Regions from separate parts of the Homo sapiens genome. Here region 1 is linked to region 2. The links are chromatin contacts, found by Hi-C or POLR2A ChIA-PET in ENCODE. All regions are on one chromosome and are shown on one strand. The core of a region is the stretch at or near the end of the contact, and the rest is flanking DNA. Distances in the headings are between cores, read along the strand shown.

Region 1 (2,700 bases), core at 76-2,575, 510 kb after region 2:
GTCCTATTTTTAAAAATTACAGCTGGTACATACACACAACACTCCCTTCCACATATACACACAGCATTTTAGGGGGCTTGTAGGAGAGCAAATGGAAAGGCAAGTTGCTATTCCAACCATCCTGTCTCCCAAACCTGGTTCTGAAATCAGTGGTACTGCCATGATTATGTAAATAGCACCCCTCTCCCACCCTCCACCATCGGTCTGTGGGGTTGGACCAGACCAGATGACTAGATATTAGAATGAAGTGTCTCAGCTGCCTCAGTAGAACCTCAGACCTATAAAAGTAGGCAAAAGAAGTCTCAGTTTTTGCATTTAGTGATTTAGTTAAGGAAAATGTTCAATCGCAGTGTTTTCGCAGCAGGAGAACAATCTTAAAGGTAAAGCATTTTAAGTGCATGCAGTCATTTGTTTGGCGCAGATGCTTTATTTAAAGTGTATATGTGTTCGATTAAGTTTGCCATCTTAAAGCCTTTCAGTGGTAAGTTCTTGTTACCAGAATTTTGTAACTTAGACATGAAAATTTTATCCAAGTTTCAACTTGGGGAGCAAGCCTAGGGGGAGCCAGGTATTTAAAATGCTTTCTTTTAGTGAAAACTGAAGAATTAAGTTGTCTTCTATTTCAATTGTGTTATTTTCTATTTCAAAAACTATTTCTTTTTTTAATGAATCTCTAATGTAGACTTTTGCCTATTTATAAGAGAGGAAATAATTTTAAAATGCCAAATTACTTCATCTTTAAATTTTTAAAAATAAATGTGTTTTTCCTAAAATATCCTAGAATTTAAAAGTGGTTTGAACTGTGGAAAACTTAAAAGGTCAAAGAGGAAGACCTTCCTCTGCATGCCTTTCTAATTTCTGTCATGCTGAAGGCCATAGCACTGGGGCTTTCTCATTACCTAACTGAAAGTGCCTCTGGGTCACAAATCAGAGCATTAACTTAGTTTGGTGATAGGCAATGGGCTTCGTGAACAATTTGGTTACTTCAACAATTTGGTAAGCTATTCTTACATCAACATATTTTTAAAAATTCTTGCCTTCCCCAATTTTAGTTTGGGCATAAATGATACTGACAGAGTATAACATCTCTCATTCCATGATCATTTTATCTGTGTGGCAGGTGCCTCATTTTCCTAACAAGGAAATTGAAGGATGAATCTATATCATAGTCAGTCACCTTATTAAAAAATTTTTATTCTTCTAATCCACTAGACCAGGAACTCGGTTGTGGTGACACACCATACACTCACAAATACTCCTCAGTTGAATGTTTAATGAAATGAAACTCTGTGAAGTGTATCACACAGTTGTTTACGGAGTGGCCATCCTCCCCTGCGTCAGTTCAGAGATTTGCCTGCTGCTGGGATTTCTCATTAGGCACCACTGCTACCACTATAGCCCTGTGAGGTGGCAAAAATGAAGAAGTGGTGCTGTACCCCATTTAATATTCTGGCCCAAGTATAGTCCCCCAAGGCCCTTTCCTTACTGGGACCCATAATATATCTGAAACCAGGCAAGTCATGAGGTTGGGTGGAACACAGACATCTGTGGCTTTTTAAAGCCCCAAGTGAGTCTGATGTGCAGGCAGGGTCGAGAACCACTGGGCTATACTTGAAGACAGAAGAAGGAACAATAGGCCAGGTGCAATGGCTCACACCTGTAATCCCAGCACTTTGGGAGGCCGAGGCAGGAGGGTTGCTTGAGCCGAGGAGTTTGAGACCAGCCTGGGCAACATGGTGAAACCCCATCTCTACAAAAATACAAACATTAGCCAAGCATGGTGGTATGCACTTGTTGTCCCAGCTACTCGGGAGGCTGAGGTGGGAGGATTTCTTGAGCCCAGAAAGTTGAGGCTGCAGTGAACCAAGATCACACCACTGCACTCCAGCCTGGGTGATAGAGTGAGACCGTGTCCAAAAAATAAAAGAAAAAGGAGCAATTAATTCTCTCACTGGGTAAGAGAATCAGGTATAAATGCCATCTCACACAGATGTCTCTGGCCCTCAGGCTGCTTCCATGTGGCACGTGCTATCCTGGCACCTCCGGCTCAGGAGCACATCCACAGAGGTCTACGCTTCTCAACACAGGGGCGGTGCAGAGGGAGGGAAGTCCCCTTTCGTGCTGCCTGATGCCCTACTTGTGAGTTCATTTTCTTTCTGAGCACCTGTACCTTTCCCTGGGGGACTGACATGCAGAATGACCAACCCCGCAAGGGAGTCCACACCTACCCACAGAACCATGGAACCATCTGGTAAATCCCAGCATGGTCAGTCAGCTCAGAGACACAGGCACACCACACGGCATCGGGGAGTCACACTCCTGCCATACATCTTCCACTGTGGGAGTTGAAGGAAGACCATTCCACTCTGGAATGGACTTGAAAGGATGGGGACATTCAGTAAGAAAAATCAGTGGCCCTTTGGGGAAGAGCTCAGCAGTGGAGGTCTGCTGAGGAACTTGTGGGATCCCAGAGAAGAGAGATCTAAGAGTGGGGCTTAGAGTAACAGGCTGGTATGTGACCCAGGGCAGCCAGCCTCCTTCCCCAAAGACATGCTGTGTCCATGCTCAGGGTTTCACTGGGTCAGGCCATTTTCCCAGAGACACACTTGAGTCTTGTTGAATATTTGAGTCTTTCATCTGTCTTGGGACTGTCCCTGGGCTCTGCTGAAGCCCTAAGCAGTCATTGTTTCTGTGGTTGGA
Region 2 (2,700 bases), core at 162-2,661:
CAAGAAAATGGACGAAGCCAGACATAAAGGATCACATATTGTATGATTCCATTTATATGAAGTATCCATAATAGGTAAATCCACAGAAACAAAAGCAGATTGGTAGTTGCCAGGGACTTGTGGGGAGTGAGGAATGGGGAATAACTTTTTAATGGGAAGATAGGGTTTCTTCTTGGGGTGCTAAAAATGTTGAGAAGTAGATAGAGGTCATGGTTGCACAACACTGTGAATATAATTTTATGTGAATTTTACCTCAATTTTTTAAAGAAATCAGTTGATTTAAGACTTAACTGAATTCTAGAATTTTTGAAATGAAGGTGTTTCTCAAGGTCATCCAACCCAATCTCCTGTTTTTCACAAATGAAAAAACTAAAACTCATCAAGATTAAATACTATATATCACTAAGATTGCCTAGTAGCTAGTCCAAACCCAGGCCAGAATTTGAGTATCTGGATTTTTAGCCCAGTGATTTCTTTTTAAACTACTGCATGCTGCTTTATTATCAATTGCTATTTTTTTTAAATTTTTTTCTGGGAACATACTACAAGTGTTAGTTTAAAAGTAAACTAACATAAAAGTAAATACAAAAAGAAGCATAGCTTCCTTTGTGCCACATATAAGAAATGTAGACATAGAGAGTGTTTATTGCAGTAATTTGCCAAAAAGCAAGCCATAGTTTAAATTAGAAGAGGTTTATTCCCTGCAGCACTTTCACAATCACAGAAGGCACCTATATTTTAAATGTAGTCTACATTGGCCTGGCTTATGAACTGCAACCTTCTATGATTGCAATTCACTTTTTTAAATTAAAAAAAATTTCAAAATAATTTTTGCATAATTATTAGCACATTCTACCACTTGATAATTTTTTGTTTCTTTCAATAGACGAAAGCACTCACATTGTAAAAAAATTATATAAATGACCTTGTCTTGTGATGAAGCTAGAAGATCTGTTTTCAACGAAACTATTCTCAGAGGCATCTAGGGAGAAACATTTGAGTCAGGTTGGGAGTTAGAGATAGAAAGCAGCAGCAATTAAAGCAAGATAATGTATTACCCCCTGGAAATTGGGTGTTATACTCAAATGTAAAGGACTTGTATTGATTTAGTGCTAGCCTCAGAAAATAGTCAGATGTCCTCATTTTAAGGGAAAACTTTAGGAAATGTAATTATATCGTTTCTTTCTCTCTAAATCTGCCTTAGTTTTCAATTTCTTTATGTAGTTCGTTACTAAGAGGAAGCTACACTCTCATTACCACACTAAATGGATTTTCTATTAATATTTATCTCCAATGTTATTTTTATCTGGGTTGTTGTTTTCATTTCTACTTAGTATGTATTTTCTTCTTTCCTTTTAGTTCAGAGGTCAACAAAGTATGGCCTATGAGCCATACGCTACAATAGCAGAGTTGAGTGGTTGCAACAGATACCATGTGGCCTGCAAACCTAAAATATTTATTGGGGCATTTTACAGAAAACACTTGCCAGTCCTTGCTTTAGTTGACCAAGTAGAAAAGGAAGAGCAGATTCTACAGAGTGAATAAATATCACCAGCAAAGGAAAGGATATAGAAAGGTACAGGATTTATACTTAGGCTAGCTAGAAACTCCATATGGTCAAAGTAAGAGTTTTGTGGATGTGAGTCATCAGAGATTATATAGGAAAGATAGATTACTGTCAGATTTAGAGGATTTTTAATGCCACTTCAGGAACTTGAGCTACTATTGTTTAGGAAATGAGTCATTTAAGGTTTTTTGAACAAAGGAGCTTTGCCAGAGCAGGAAAGTGTTGCAGTAGGGTTTACAAAGTAATGAGAGTTATCAACTAAAGTTATATTAATAGGAAGGATGACATAGTTCCAGGAGTTGCTGTATAATTAAAATTGATAGGACCTTAGACACTGCATTTTGAGACAAAGAGATAATAGTTTAAAGATTAAAACTTCATTGGGCAGAAAAATTATTATTTATACACATATTAGGGAAGTAAAGAGCTAATTTTTGTGGAAGGTTTAAGTTGATGGAGAAGGATTATAACACTACATAGGATAAGAAACAAAACTGATTACTAGTTATCAGCATTACTGAAGTTGTTCACTCATCCCAGGCACAGGCAATTTTTTACTCGCCATATTTTATCTCCAGGGCACCCAGCTGCCATCATCTTGTCAGGGTCCATCTCTTTATAAAATCCTCTTACTTTGCTCTCCAGAATCCCACCCTGATACACAGATTTACTTACGCTACCTCATACAGAATAAAGTACTTCCATTTTCCAAGTACTCTGAACCATGCTCAAGAAGGGCTTTAGCTCTCTCAAATAAAAAGACTTATCTCAAGGTGTTTAATTCAAGTAGAGCCACAGTTCCGAAACTGTGCACTGACACCCCAGGGTACTGCAGCAGACTCACAAGAGTGCTACAGGATATTTTATATCGGTTTCAAAATTAAATTTTGCTACATTCCTTTTGGATGATGTCTTTTTAAAAAATAATTACTGTTGTTGTTTTTTTTTTAATATGTACCTCCTGAAAAATCAATGCAGAATGGGAAATGAAGGTAGCAGTATCCACTTGGAATACAAGGCTTGAAGAGTGTGCAGTATTCCATAAGCATACATATTCATTTAGTAAATACAGTTAACCCTTGAACAGTGCCGGGGGTTAGAGGCACTCCCCTCCCCCGGGTAGTTGAAAATCC

Evidence for each region. Hi-C counts contacts between places; a loop is a spot of excess contacts on that map. ChIA-PET counts read pairs that join two places held with the same protein, here RNA polymerase II (POLR2A). Pooled maps may share reads with other maps.
Region 1: a pooled map shows a loop between it and region 2 (2.8-fold over the local background). The contact joins two enhancer-like sites. A Hi-C loop is called at or near these places in 1 of 168 maps with a recorded cell type or tissue (PC-3) and 5 of 50 pooled maps. POLR2A ChIA-PET finds 5 or more read pairs at or near these places in 1 of 52 experiments (GM12878).

Annotation. Positions count from the first base shown.
Region 1 is chr10:75,010,531-75,013,230 of GRCh38, forward strand. All of the region lies in intron 13 of KAT6B (lysine acetyltransferase 6B), which reads left to right. Among named protein-coding and RNA genes, the nearest start is that of SNORD172, 9.9 kb to the right of the region's middle. Within about 2 kb of position 1,326, at least 2 of the 41 ENCODE cell types and tissues checked have a DNase peak (open chromatin) inside an H3K27ac peak, as active enhancers do.
Region 2 is chr10:74,501,725-74,504,424 of GRCh38, forward strand. All of the region lies in intron 6 of ADK (adenosine kinase), which reads left to right. Among named protein-coding and RNA genes, the nearest start is that of ADK-AS1, 26 kb to the right of the region's middle. Within about 2 kb of position 1,412, at least 4 of the 41 ENCODE cell types and tissues checked have a DNase peak (open chromatin) inside an H3K27ac peak, as active enhancers do.